Regions from separate parts of the Homo sapiens genome. Here all the other regions are linked to region 4. Evidence: chromatin contacts called from ENCODE Hi-C or POLR2A ChIA-PET data. All regions are on one chromosome and are shown on one strand. The core of a region is the stretch at or near the end of the contact, and the rest is flanking DNA. Distances in the headings are between cores, read along the strand shown. Region 1 holds the start of ZKSCAN8 (zinc finger with KRAB and SCAN domains 8). Region 2 has its middle 20 kb from the start of ZSCAN16. Region 3 holds the start of ZSCAN16 (zinc finger and SCAN domain containing 16). Region 4 has its middle 5.4 kb from the start of TRS-GCT5-1.

The links. A loop is a pair of places that touch in the nucleus more often than their neighbours do. ChIA-PET counts read pairs that join two places held with the same protein, here RNA polymerase II (POLR2A). Pooled maps may share reads with other maps.
Region 1: a map of transverse colon shows a loop between it and region 4 (2.1-fold over the local background). The contact joins the promoter of ZKSCAN8 here to the enhancer-like site in region 4. A Hi-C loop is called at or near these places in 39 of 168 maps with a recorded cell type or tissue (A673, B cell, CD14-positive monocyte and 27 more), 37 of 37 single-sample maps with no recorded cell type and 26 of 50 pooled maps. POLR2A ChIA-PET finds 5 or more read pairs at or near these places in 20 of 52 experiments (A549, AG04450, H1 and 15 more).
Region 2: a loop to region 4 is called in a pooled map, with 2.2 times the contacts of the local background. The contact joins two enhancer-like sites. A Hi-C loop is called at or near these places in 4 of 37 single-sample maps with no recorded cell type and 9 of 50 pooled maps. POLR2A ChIA-PET finds 5 or more read pairs at or near these places in 7 of 52 experiments (AG04450, HEK293T, HepG2 and 4 more).
Region 3: a loop to region 4 is called in a pooled map, with 1.9 times the contacts of the local background. The contact joins the promoter of ZSCAN16 here to the enhancer-like site in region 4. A Hi-C loop is called at or near these places in 14 of 168 maps with a recorded cell type or tissue (B cell, HCT116, IMR-90 and 10 more), 27 of 37 single-sample maps with no recorded cell type and 21 of 50 pooled maps. POLR2A ChIA-PET finds 5 or more read pairs at or near these places in 14 of 52 experiments (A549, H1, HEK293 and 10 more).

Annotation. Positions count from the first base shown.
Region 1 is chr6:28,140,303-28,143,461 of GRCh38, forward strand. It overlaps ZKSCAN8 (zinc finger with KRAB and SCAN domains 8), which reads left to right and starts at 1,581. Exons shown (of 6, transcript NM_006298.4): 1 at 1,581-1,727. RefSeq lists enhancers at 1,593-1,712, 1,723-1,842.
Region 2 is chr6:28,103,237-28,106,262 of GRCh38, forward strand. No RefSeq gene overlaps it. Among named protein-coding and RNA genes, the nearest start is that of ZSCAN16, 20 kb to the right of the region's middle. RefSeq lists an enhancer at 2,343-2,482. Within about 2 kb of position 1,540, at least 36 of the 41 ENCODE cell types and tissues checked have a DNase peak (open chromatin) inside an H3K27ac peak, as active enhancers do.
Region 3 is chr6:28,123,148-28,126,038 of GRCh38, forward strand. ZSCAN16 (zinc finger and SCAN domain containing 16) reads left to right here and starts at 1,462. Exons shown (of 4, transcript NM_025231.3): 1 at 1,462-1,530; 2 at 2,266-2,683. The coding sequence starts at 2,297. ZSCAN16-AS1 (ZSCAN16 antisense RNA 1) reads right to left here. Exons shown (of 2, transcript NR_103456.1): 2 at 1-64. RefSeq lists an enhancer at 1,106-1,607.
Region 4 is chr6:28,206,120-28,209,077 of GRCh38, forward strand. No RefSeq gene overlaps it. Among named protein-coding and RNA genes, the nearest start is that of TRS-GCT5-1, 5.4 kb to the right of the region's middle. Within about 2 kb of position 1,637, at least 4 of the 41 ENCODE cell types and tissues checked have a DNase peak (open chromatin) inside an H3K27ac peak, as active enhancers do; they include transverse colon, where a contact is called at or near this core.

The DNA of each region.
Region 1 (3,159 bases), core at 331-2,830, 66 kb before region 4:
GTTACTTTTAAAATGTGAAAAAAGAAACTGAAAGTAGAGTTCTAGTCTGTCACCAGTTACTTCCAGTTACCATCCCAGGTGGAAAGCAACAGCTGTGAAATAAAAAGCAAAAATAATTACTTTGAAGGAGTCCAGAAGCACTGTAGCTTCCCAGTGTTTACTATTATTTACTTGTTTTCATGTGATAATTAGATGACAAAACCCTTAAATCAAAACGACTTTGTCAGTACGCAAAATATTGGGGAGTTAGTAATTGGGAAGGGATAGAAATGTTGGTGGTGGCTACCAGCAGGAGCAGATAAAGAGGGAAATTAAGGTGAAAATTGGAGGAGCCCTGAGAACTCAATAATAGGTGGTTGGGAAAGGTGCTGAAGGAAATAAATACATGAGACTTAAACAACAAAAAATAACACTTGCCACAACCTCCACCCCTGAAATCCTATTAGTCTCAAAAGTTAAAAAGCTCTAATGCAACAGGTCTGTAAAGAATGAACACAGGGCCAGGGTGGTGTCTCATGCCTGTAATCCGAGGACTTTGGGAGACTGAGGCAGGAGGATCACTTGAGCCCAGGAGTTCAAGACCAGCCTGGGCAACATAGTGAGACCCCCGCCCCGCCCCGCCACCCCGTTTCTACAAATTTTCTTTTTTAAGCTGAGGGTGGTGCACACCTGTAGTCCCAGCTACTTGGGGGGCTAAGGTGGGAAGACTGCTTGAGCCCAGAAGGTTGAGTCTGCCGTGAGCTATGATCACACCACTACACTCTGCAATAGAGACCCTGTCTCAAAAAAAAAAAAAAAAGGCAAAAAAAGAAAAAAAGACTAACAAAGAAAGAATGAACATAGATTTGTTCCCCATATCTTGTGGTATTAAACCTAGGGTCTACTCTTCAAGCTTACATCATAGGTTTAGCATTAAAACAGCTAAGCAGCAAAGCAGATGCTGTAAGCGATAGAAATTCATTAAGATAGGAAAGAGTGGGAAATATGTAAAGATCCAAAAAGAATATATATTTAATTACGATTTTTTTGAATACTTAATAAAATATGCTATTCCTAAGTGCCATGCCATAGGGATTTCACAAAACTATGAACTGTGATTAGCAGGAATTCCTCATGAAGTTTGTACTCTATGTGAGAGGTCTGGATATGTTTATGAATCGAGAACAGTAAAGTACAGGGTATGTAACGGAGCCAAACGCGAATCCAGTTGGAATCCTAAGGATCCATGAAGTGCTCCCTCCTCCAACACTTTCCCAGCCTCCTATTCACAGCTCCAGCCTCCCCACGTCCGATATCTACCCCCAGGGGACCGTTACTATTGACAGCGAGCGCGCGGAGCTGCATGGGCACACAAGGCGGAGGGGACACCAAGGTCCGTTATTCCCCAGCACGTTCACTGCCCCAGCGACAGCGCAAGCCTGAGGCACGCAGACGCGGGAGGAACCCGAGGCACAGCACACAGCAGGTGAGGGGCGTGGTACTCCGGTACCCTCAGTCGGCCGACCATAGAGCTTGTAGACCTCCAGGACTCCTAGAGAGCTTCCGGAAGTGCCTTTGGGGCAAGATGCGTGCTGGCCGGTGTTGTGCCTCCGCAGATTTAGAAGTTAGTGGCCGGAGGGGCCTGGTCCGAGTACAGCTTTCATCGCCTTTACTCCCCGACCTTCCTTCGAGTCTGTTTATCCGTTGCAGCCTCCCTTCCCCACGACGGGGCGCCTCTGCAACTCACAGTGAGTACGGTCGGGCTCTGGGCCGGAGGAAAGTGGGTGCTTTGTGGCTGGTCCAGGCCGCAGCTGAGGACTGGCCTGAGGGGTCCGGAGAGGGGCCTGTGCGGTGTTCGGCGCCGCGGACCGATTCTGACGCCTTAGTTGCTGTTGCAGGCAGAGTACGTCCCCACGAATTGCCCTTGAACTTTTTGCGAGGGAACCTTTTATGAAGCTTTCTTCATAGATAATCGTGTTGTGGTATGTTTTTGTAGTCGATCTTGTTTATCTTAAAATGGGGAACGCCCCCCCCATGTTATTTTTTATCCAACTATTTCCAGAGTCTGAATTGTTTTCACTTAGCGCTCTTTTGCGTTTAGGTCACAACAAAATTCTCAGTTTTTAAAAAAGACATATTTTGCTTTTGGAAGCCCCGTTTATCCATGGAAACCAATTTTTGCTGTTACTCTTCTTTCTTTAGTGTATTCAGAAACTGGTGGTGTGTTGACTAGATAATTGTACGAAAGTTTTTTTTTTTTTTTAATTTCAGGGTAATTCAGAATTCAACATTATCAGAATGCCTATTTCATTTGTTAAAGCAAACTGAAGTTAGCCAACGAGGAACTCTGGGAGGGCCCCATTTCCAAAACTCTGGTTAGTCATGAGTAATTTTTGTCAGGCTACTTTGACTGCCACCACCACCTTTAAAAACATATTTCTGTTGTTTGTTAGTTCCGTTGAGTATATTTACGTAGCAATCATTGTTTTAGCAAATACATACATGTTTTGAATTTCTGTTGTTTAAATGTAAAATGTGATAGATGTTAATTAAAACTTTCAGCTAATGCAATTTGAGATAACAAAGCATAGTATTGGCTTCACCTACTTTTTCTTGGATTTTAAATCCTGGAAAATGTCTTTTTTGTTTTGTTTTCAGTTCCCAAACATTTCTCAAATTAGACATAGTCTGAAGGAAGAATACATTCCTTCCACAACTATTGAAAAAATAATACTGTTAAAATTGAGTTGTGCCTTCAGCATCTCACAGGATTACAGTATTTAAAATCCAGAGGAAGCTTTAAAGATTGCCTTTTAAACTCATGTAAACTTGACTAGGTGTTCTTTAAGGAGACTATGTAAAAATCAGTCTGTATCCACAAAGTGCTCACCAACTTAATACAGACATGTACGCACAAAACTGAGAGGAAGGTACATACTGGAGTAATTTTGCACTCAGTTATTTATAGGTTGTAATTCTCAAAAACCAGCTGATCAGAGAGGGAAGAGACTTAAAAAAATGGAAAATTAGCCACTAAATAGAATAATCAAGATGAGCAATGGGCAAGACCTGTTGGCTGATTTGGTATAAAAAATGAACAAACCTGATAATTAGCTGGTTTTCATCAGTGTTGTTATTGAGACTTTTTAATACCACATCAACAATATAAAGTTCTTGAAT
Region 2 (3,026 bases), core at 290-2,789, 100 kb before region 4:
TTTTTTAAAAAATGGTTGCTTTAAAGTGAAAGGATTAAAAAGAATAATAAACTGAGTGGATGCAGGAATTTGGGGAAAGAGAATAGGAAAAATTGTAAAAGGTTATACAAAGTTTGTGGAAATCTTATCTTGCATGGTCAAAGCTGATGAGAATAGATGGATCTGTTTATAAGGTATTATTAAAATTAGGTTTAATATTAACAATGCACTGATACAAAGTAGAATTTTATTTTCTTGCTTGAACAATATAGTATTAATAAGAGATATAAGACTAGTGTTCATCTTTTGAATAAACTGTTAAAAATTTAAAAAGGAGAGAGAGAGACAGATTCTTGTTTGAAAAACTGAATCTCCTCTCTTTCAAAGAGTAAAGGTTTACGCTTTTTGAAATATTTCAATTATCACTTTGGCTAAATAAATGATTATTATGACCTGTGATCTTAGTTTTGATATCAAAGGTTTTAAGACTTTGATATTTGACATAATTCCCAAAATCAAATTTCAAATTCTAAAATTAAGTATTTTCTATAAGGAATGCCTGATAGTCCAAGAGAGACATATTAGGCTTATTTGGTTAAAATCACACAGGAAACACTGTCAAATAAGAAATGGCATTTAACTTTTGTTGATTAGAAGATGTGGGAAAAGGCAAAAAAAAAAAAAACCCAAAACTTTCAGTCACATTTGTATAAATGTGTTATTAACATGTGTTCCGAAATTGTATATTCCTAAATTCTGATGTGTCTTGGTATATGTTATCAGTCATAATTATGATTATGGCAAATTTTGTAGGCTACAGAAATAACCAGATTTTCTTGTTAATTGTGTGTTTAACCATGGCTACTCTAAGCCTTTTGCCATCCACAGACAATTATTGTCTTACTTTACTTCTCAAAAAGTGATTTACAATTCGCTACAGTCTAAAATTTTATTTTCCTTAAAGGAAATTCATGGAAAGGACACTGCCAAGTACTCTTGAATGCAGGTTTCTGATAACTTTGGAAATCACACCACTGGACTAGCTAAAAACTTCCAGAACTCTTAAAAAAAAAAAAACTGATGGATTCATGAAGATTACTAACCCAACATCAAGCAGAACAAGAATTAATAACATGGGCCTAACCTAATAGAGGACTGCATTTATCTTTTATGACTTTTTGTTTGAAACAATTCTGATTCTTTCTACATTTGTTTTCCAGAGTCAAGAAAAAATTCATTTTTATTTTGAGCCATTTATGGTTACAGTGATTGGGAAAAGTGTACTTTTGTGAGAAAACTGAAACTCCAGGTCGGTGGACAGAAATGAAGTCTGGGGAGGTTCCCGCCTGCCGACCTGAGCGGGGAGGACTGACGGACTCAACGCTGCGAAGCTGGAACTCAAACCCTTTCTTTCGGATGAGACAAGTTGTGAAACAAAACCCCATGCCCAAGTGACCCCATTTGGAGACTCCGCGGCGCGCACTGGGGACCCCACACGCTGCACACCTCTCTGAAGCCGCTGGAAGCTGGGGCGCAAGGCCGGAAGGGGTTCGCAGACGCACTTCCGCCAGCGGCCAGGCAGGGCGCAGAGGAGCTAGTTAGAGCTGGGCTGGAGCTGCCACCCAGCCCAGGTAGTAAGACTGGCAGGAAGAGAGCAGGACGCCGCCGCCCGAGTCCCCCAGCTCAGCCAGGTGCGGGCGGGAGGAGCCCCGTCCTTGCTTAGCCCCGCGCTGGAAGCGCCGTCCGAGACACTGCACGGGGCAGACTGGTGGGTGTCCCGGCCCTGGCACCGCGGGGTTGCCCTAGCCAACCGGAGCCCAGCTCCCCCACGCGGGCCGGACGTTTCCCCAGACGTTGCGAAGTCCGACTCTGGTTCACAGATGCCGACCTGGTCGGTCTATGCGGACCACCCTTTTCTCCAACGTGACCGCCGACTATTGGAAGTTTTTTGTGATCTGTCAGGCCCTGATGGCTTAAGGAACATAGCCAGATCTTCCCGAGTCCGAGGCTCGTTATGGTTGTCCACTGATGATCTGCCATTTCGTTTATGTTACAGAATAAACAGGGAAAGTGTTTGTAGTCTGGTTGGTTAACACTGTATTTTGCCTTATTCTTTCAAAGATCTAAACTAGTGGAAGGCAACCTGTAGAACCCGCTTCCATGTCCTTTATCTTGAATGATTCCTGAAACAGCCTTTCTCCAAACCTGCTCCAGAAGTCCCTGAATTAATCCTTAGAGCCCAGGAAGTGAAGATGTCTTTCAAAGATGCCGATTGGGTAACAGAAGCTAAGCACAGAGAAGGCAGTAGAGGGCCTTATTGCGTGGTCCTAAGTTGTGTGCCAAAAAACAGAGAAGTGTCCCTGAGCACCAGGTGTGGTCTCCCCTGCCAGCCCCTCGATGACCAGGTCATAAAGATAACTGCAATCCTTTACTGAGGTCTTACTAAGTGCTAGGCACTGAGTCTAATGCTTTCCAGGCACTGCATCTAATGCTTTTTGTAATTTTTCTTAAAAAAAAAACCCTATATTATCAGGTCTGTGGTTTAATCACATTGTACCAATACTATTTTTTGGCCTTGCAATTGTGCTATGGTTATGTAAGATTTTAATATAATAGGAAGCTGGGTGAAGGATATAGGGACTGTTCTATACCTTTTTGGAAATTTTCTGTAAGTTTAAAATTAGTTCAAAATAAAAAGTTACAAACAAAATTAGAAGCTTGTTTTTAACGGCAGAAAAGGAATAAAAATTTAGAGATTAAGCCACTACACATAAGAGAATGTGACAACATTCGAGCCCAGGGCTTTTGGAATCCTCAGCCCATGCCCTTCACCACTGCCCACCATGTTAATCCTGGGTAACAGATAGGCCCTGCCTAAATCAGTTACGCACACAGCCCCCTACCTATGTTAACATAATTTTACTATTCAACTGTCTTTGCTAATGTGATACTACTATTCCACTGTCTTTATCAACATGACTTTACTATTCCAGGACATTATTGCTGTAGGAGATAAAAATTGCAAATAATTATTTTTGTTTCAAGAA
Region 3 (2,891 bases), core at 212-2,711, 83 kb before region 4:
GCAGTAAGCTATGATCGCACCACTCACTGCACTCCAGTCTGGGTGACAGAGTGAGACCCATCTCCTAAAACAAAGGAAAAGGAAAGAAAAGAGAAAAGAAAATAAACTGAGTAGCTTATCATTTTATCATTTTAGAGTAAAAATACCCTTGCACTCACCCAAGGCTCTCACTATCTCTCCACCCAACGCTCTTTTGCTCACTCAGCTCCAGAAAAACAAGCACCCTTCCTTTGCCCAAAATACTTAAAACACACTCCACTCCAGGCTTTTGCATTTGTTATCCCTCTCCCTGAAACATCTTTATCCCTGATGGCCCATTCCCTCAGCTCCCTCAATCTTTGCTCAAATGTCAATTTCCTAGTCAGGTCCTCCATGAATATCCTATTTAAATTGCATCACTTCATTCTCACCCCAAATTCCCTATTTCCTTTATTTTCTCCTTAGAACTGATATCCACTCTCTATACACTATGTATATTTTTTGGTTTATTGCCTGCCTCCCCAGCACACACACACACACACACACACATACACACACACACAAGATTATAAATTCCATGAAAGGAAGGGCATTGTTTTGCTCAAAATTAGTTCCAGCTTCCACAATAGTGCCTGGCATAGTAGATAAATCAATATTTGTGTAAGAAAGGAGAAGAGGGAGTAAAAAACTAAGAGCATTTTTCACCCATCAATTTGGCAAAGATCAAAATATTTTATAACACTGTGTTGACAAGTATAGGTAAATAAGAATACTGCTAGTAGATCCTATGATTGGTGATTTGGCATTAACAAAAGTACAAATTTCCCTATTCTATGCTGTAGTAATTCCCTTTCTAGACATACAGACTATGGATATATCCTTACACATGAAAAATGATGTGAGTTCACAGTAAGTTATTGCAGCAATGTTTGAAAAAGAAGAATTGGAAACAACCTCATGACCACCAATGGGGTACTTATTAACAAATTATAGAACATAATACACAGTTGAATACCGTGCAGTTGTTTAAAAAAGAGCAAGATCAAGGAAACACTTATGTACAGCCTTTACCAAGACCACCTGGTAAAAAGAAAAATAAGAAAGGTACAGAAGTGCTACTATTTGTGCAGAGGGGAAAAAGCGCGGACAATCTATAACGGTGTAATATATCTACGGAAGGATATACAAGTCACGAAAAATATTGTCAAACTAGACGCTGGGGGACATTTACTCTTTTTAATAAATGTATGTGAATGCATTACTTATCCATATTACTCAATAATTAAACCGAAAAACGTTTTAAAGAAGTACAAATAAGACTTGCTCGCAGATCCCGCAATCCCATCAATACGAGGCGTAAAAGCCGGGTCCTCCACTGGCTAGGGCCGAGGAGGCAAGCACTCAAGCTGCCACAGAGGCGAAGCTTCCTAGAGCGGCCCGGAAGTGCCCGGCTGAAGCGGCCGGGCGCCGATTGGTGTCTTTGAGTCTAGTCTTTGTTCGGGGCTGTCCAAAGGACGCTAGCTGTTGCACCTGTTCCTCCCTGCGCGTAAGGTGAGTGTCTCCCGGCTCCCAGGTGGAGAAAAGGGGACAAGACGCAGCTGTGGTCAGCAGCAACACCCTCCCCACACCTCCCTGTCGCGGGCAGAGTGTAACACTCCTGTCCCTCCCTCCGCCCCCCAACAGATCTACAGGAGAGGATTTGGCCCAGCCTTCCGGGAGAGGATGGGTGGAAGGGGGACACTGGTTGCGGGTTCCTCTGCAGAGGCATCTGTCTGATCCCCTTCCAGGGTTGGCACACATATCCTATAACCAGTGAATCCTGGGGGCACAAGCTGGCCCGTGCATCTCATGGTAACAGAATGAAGAGCCTTTTAACAAAGCCGTTAATAATACTTGGCGTTTATTTAGTGCTTACTAGTGCCCGCTGCCATGCCAGGGACGTTGCATACGTTCTCATGTAATCTGTATATCAACCCTGTAACACACATGAGAATTGTACCTGAGGATCTGTAGTTCTAGTCCAGATAAATAACTTCCTCTAAGTTACACAATAGAGCACAGATTCAAATCATATCCCTGCGTCACTGTTTTTTGTTTTGTTTTGTTTTGTTTTGTTTCAGCTTCCTATAAGACTGTTTTCTCTGATTGACTTCTGGTGGCTTGGCTTCATTATGATGTGTTTATGTTCACAGAAATTTTTGTAATTTCTCTATGGTAACAACTTTTTATGCCTTAGGAGTGTCTCTGAGGCAGGATTCTAAGAGATTCTCTTTGACTCAATCCCAGATAGAGGATAAATCTCCTGGCAAAGCCCAGAATGACCACAGCCCTGGAACCTGAGGACCAAAAAGGACTTCTGATAATTAAGGCAGAGGACCATTACTGGGGACAGGATTCCAGCTCACAAAAGTGCAGTCCTCACAGGAGGGAACTCTATAGACAACACTTCAGGAAGCTCTGCTATCAGGATGCACCTGGACCCCGTGAAGCTCTTACCCAGCTGTGGGAGCTCTGCCGTCAGTGGCTGAGGCCAGAATGCCACACCAAGGAGCAGATTTTAGACCTGCTGGTGCTAGAACAGTTCCTGAGCATTCTTCCTAAAGACCTGCAAGCATGGGTGCGTGCACACCATCCAGAGACTGGAGAGGAGGCAGTGACGGTACTGGAGGATCTGGAGAGAGAGCTTGATGAACCTGGAAAGCAGGTGTGAAGGGGCAGTCATCTGGCTGTGAGTGATCAGGGGATATGGATGGAGCCAAAGCAAAAGGCATATGAAAGAACATCTGAAAATATTTATCCTCTAAAGAACAAGGCATAGGAAGGGACCTGACTACCTATGTCAAATAATTAAAGTGTGGCTGGGTAAAGAGAGGAGAGTCACTAGACTGATTCTATGCCTGTTTGGAAGGCTA
Region 4 (2,958 bases), core at 387-2,886:
AGCCCTTTGTTGGACAAGCTATGCTATCACTATTTAAAAAAATCAAATTATACTAGTGGAACAATTTGAAGAGTGGGTAACATTAATTGAATGAATTCTTAATCTCTAATACAAGTTGGATGATGATGTAACTTTTCTTTGAGGACCAGCTACCTTCTTATTTAATCATCTGCTCATTTCGAGCCAGTTAGGAGAAATTAACATTTAAGAATATCTACAACCAAGCAAAAGTCTCGCCAAAACTCTAGACATCAGAAAAAAGTAAGGTAGTGTCTACTTAGGAGAGCAACTGCCATCCACAATCCGAAAGACCTGAATGAAAATCCCAAATAAAGAGAGCATTTTGAATGAAACTGGGGGAAATAAAAATAGTGGAAAATGTCTAAAGATTCATCGCTGAAAGATCAACTGAGAGGGTAAGAAGAATGTTTGGCTTGTTTCTTGCCACAATTTATTGAGAAGCAGACATTTTCTCTGAGAATTGTCTCCAAACACTAAATAAGACAAGTAGGCAAGGGTCAAAGTTTAATGTAATTTCTTATAAGGGATTCTTATCTCCGTGGAAATGCTGGCTTCCAGCCTTCAGCACTGGATTATCAAACAATATACACTTTTGATAAGGTACAGCCTGGCCCATAGCAGTAAAATCTTATAAGCCATATCAAAGATCCTCAACAAGGGCAAACAGACACTCCCGGAAAACGGAAAAAGAAAAAATGTTTATTATTTAATTCTGGATATATGACAGTTTTGTATTCTCCTAAAAGTGATGTTAAAGGAAGAATTTTAGGAATGTTTGTAATTTTTTTAAGGTAACCACAATCTTAAAAATAAAAAAAACTCGGGCAAAAAAACAAGTGAGCACTGATTCATTAGAATCTGGGAAAGCAATTCCTTCAGCTACAGAACGGGCCTCATTTGGCTGACTGGATAAGGGCTCTTAATCCCAGCACTCAGGCAGTGCTCCAGTACTGGTTCGATTTCCGCAAAGTCCTTCTTGCATCCACCTTCTCCGCGTTTCTGGTGAGAGAGCAAGTAAGCTACGCTCCCCAACAGATTTTAACAGGGTGGGAGGACAATTTGAGAGAAACATCTGTGGTCTTGGAATGTCCAAAAGCTACTTGGCACCAATTACAACTGAGTGGAAAATTATGGCCCTGCTGGGCTCCAGATCTTAAGACGGGAAAATGTTGGAAATTCCTCCTGGTCACCATCTACCCTAACGTCCCGCCCCCGCACTCACGGCTTTGAATATGTAAACAATTTCAATTTCCTCTACTAACAGTTGATTTACCCACAGAATGAATCGAAGGGTACTCAACAAATGGGAGGACTCGGGCAGCTTTCCTGGGATATCACACCATATAGACTGAGAATTTCAGAAACGCAAAGTGCGCGTCCCAGCAGGGCGAGAATGGCGTTAACTATGTCACCACCGCCCAAATTCCCTATAATTTACCACTTATCGTTCCTGGCTTTATTCTCCGTGCGTGCAGGGACATGTAATTCTCTAGGAGACGGTGGTCCGGACTTGGTTCCCGACTCCCTCGTGGCTGCAAACAGGGGCAGCTGATTTGGGTGGATGCAGAGGTTGTGGCCAGGGGAAGGGCCGCGGGGCAGCGCGTAGAACTGATTGTAAACCCAACTTCCCGCCTCGGAGCGAGCCGCGGCTCGGAGTAGCGTCATTCGAAAGCCACCGGAGATATCGAGAGAGCTCCTTAACTGCTCACTGAGCAAACTTCGTTTTACAGCTTTGGGGTTGATATTTGGGAAACTGGGTCCTAAAAGTGGCTTCTGGTCTTCAGAAGGCTTTGTTCTCCGCTTTTGATTTTTTGACACCACGGGTTTCACACCCCACCCCACCCCCCAGTCTCACACAAACCACTCAAACTCGATTGCGTCTCCATTGCGCTTTGGGGAAAAATAATTTAAGATTCTCGCTTCTGAAATACAGCGTGATGGTTAAGAGCATGGGCCGTGGAAACAGACCCGGGGAAAGCCTCAGCTCGGCCACTCTTTGCCGCGTGACCCTGGGTGGCACCTTCTAAGGGTGATTCTGGGATTCTATGAATTAATGCATGGAAAGCGCTTGCGAGAGCGCTAGCCGGAGTCCGCGCTATTTAGGTGTTTGCCAATATTATTGTTGTTGTTAAGGTGTGAGGGATCTTGGAAGACAGAAGCCAGGAATAAAGTAAACCTACAGAGACGTCCCTCCCCAAACCCCGGCCGCTACCCCTGCAAGACCTTGTGGAGCATGTTAGGTTTCGTGGCGTCGCCAAGTTGTACCTCCTGCGCTTCGCCGCAGATAAAGCCCCAGCTTAGAGCATGGGGTCGCAACCACCCAGAGCCTTCAGACCAGTGAGCACTTTCCGCACAGGTTTGAATCCCATGAACAGTGATTTTTCTTCAATTCTCTAGTCTCGTCTACGTTTTTTGTTTTTTTTTTAAGGTTTTTTTTTTTAAGGAATTTCCGACAAATAGTGTATTAAGCCTCACTCAGCCTTTGCTTTTATCAGCATAGTGTATTTGCTTATCTACTGACACTCTCCCTGACCATTTTATTAATTCCTTCCGTGCAGAGACTACAACATTTGGGATACTTATACAACGAAAAAAAGGTGTTAAACATATTATAACTTTTTACTATGGAAATGTAAAATATTAAAAAAAGGGAAAAAATGATATGATGTAGCCTCGTATATCCATCACCCAGCCTCAAAATTAACAATATTTTGTCAATATTTTTAACATATATTTCAAACTTTGTCTTTCTGCATTTTAAAGCAAGCATATTATTTTATTCATAAAAACTTCACTATGTAAGAGTGAGAGCTTTTTTCTTTTGTTTTTATTTTGAGAAATAGCATTTTTAAACATATATTAAAACACTATATCTTACTGCTTATTTGCTGGGAATGTCTCATTTTTAAAATGGCTTTCTCAGATTTCTTTGTTTTT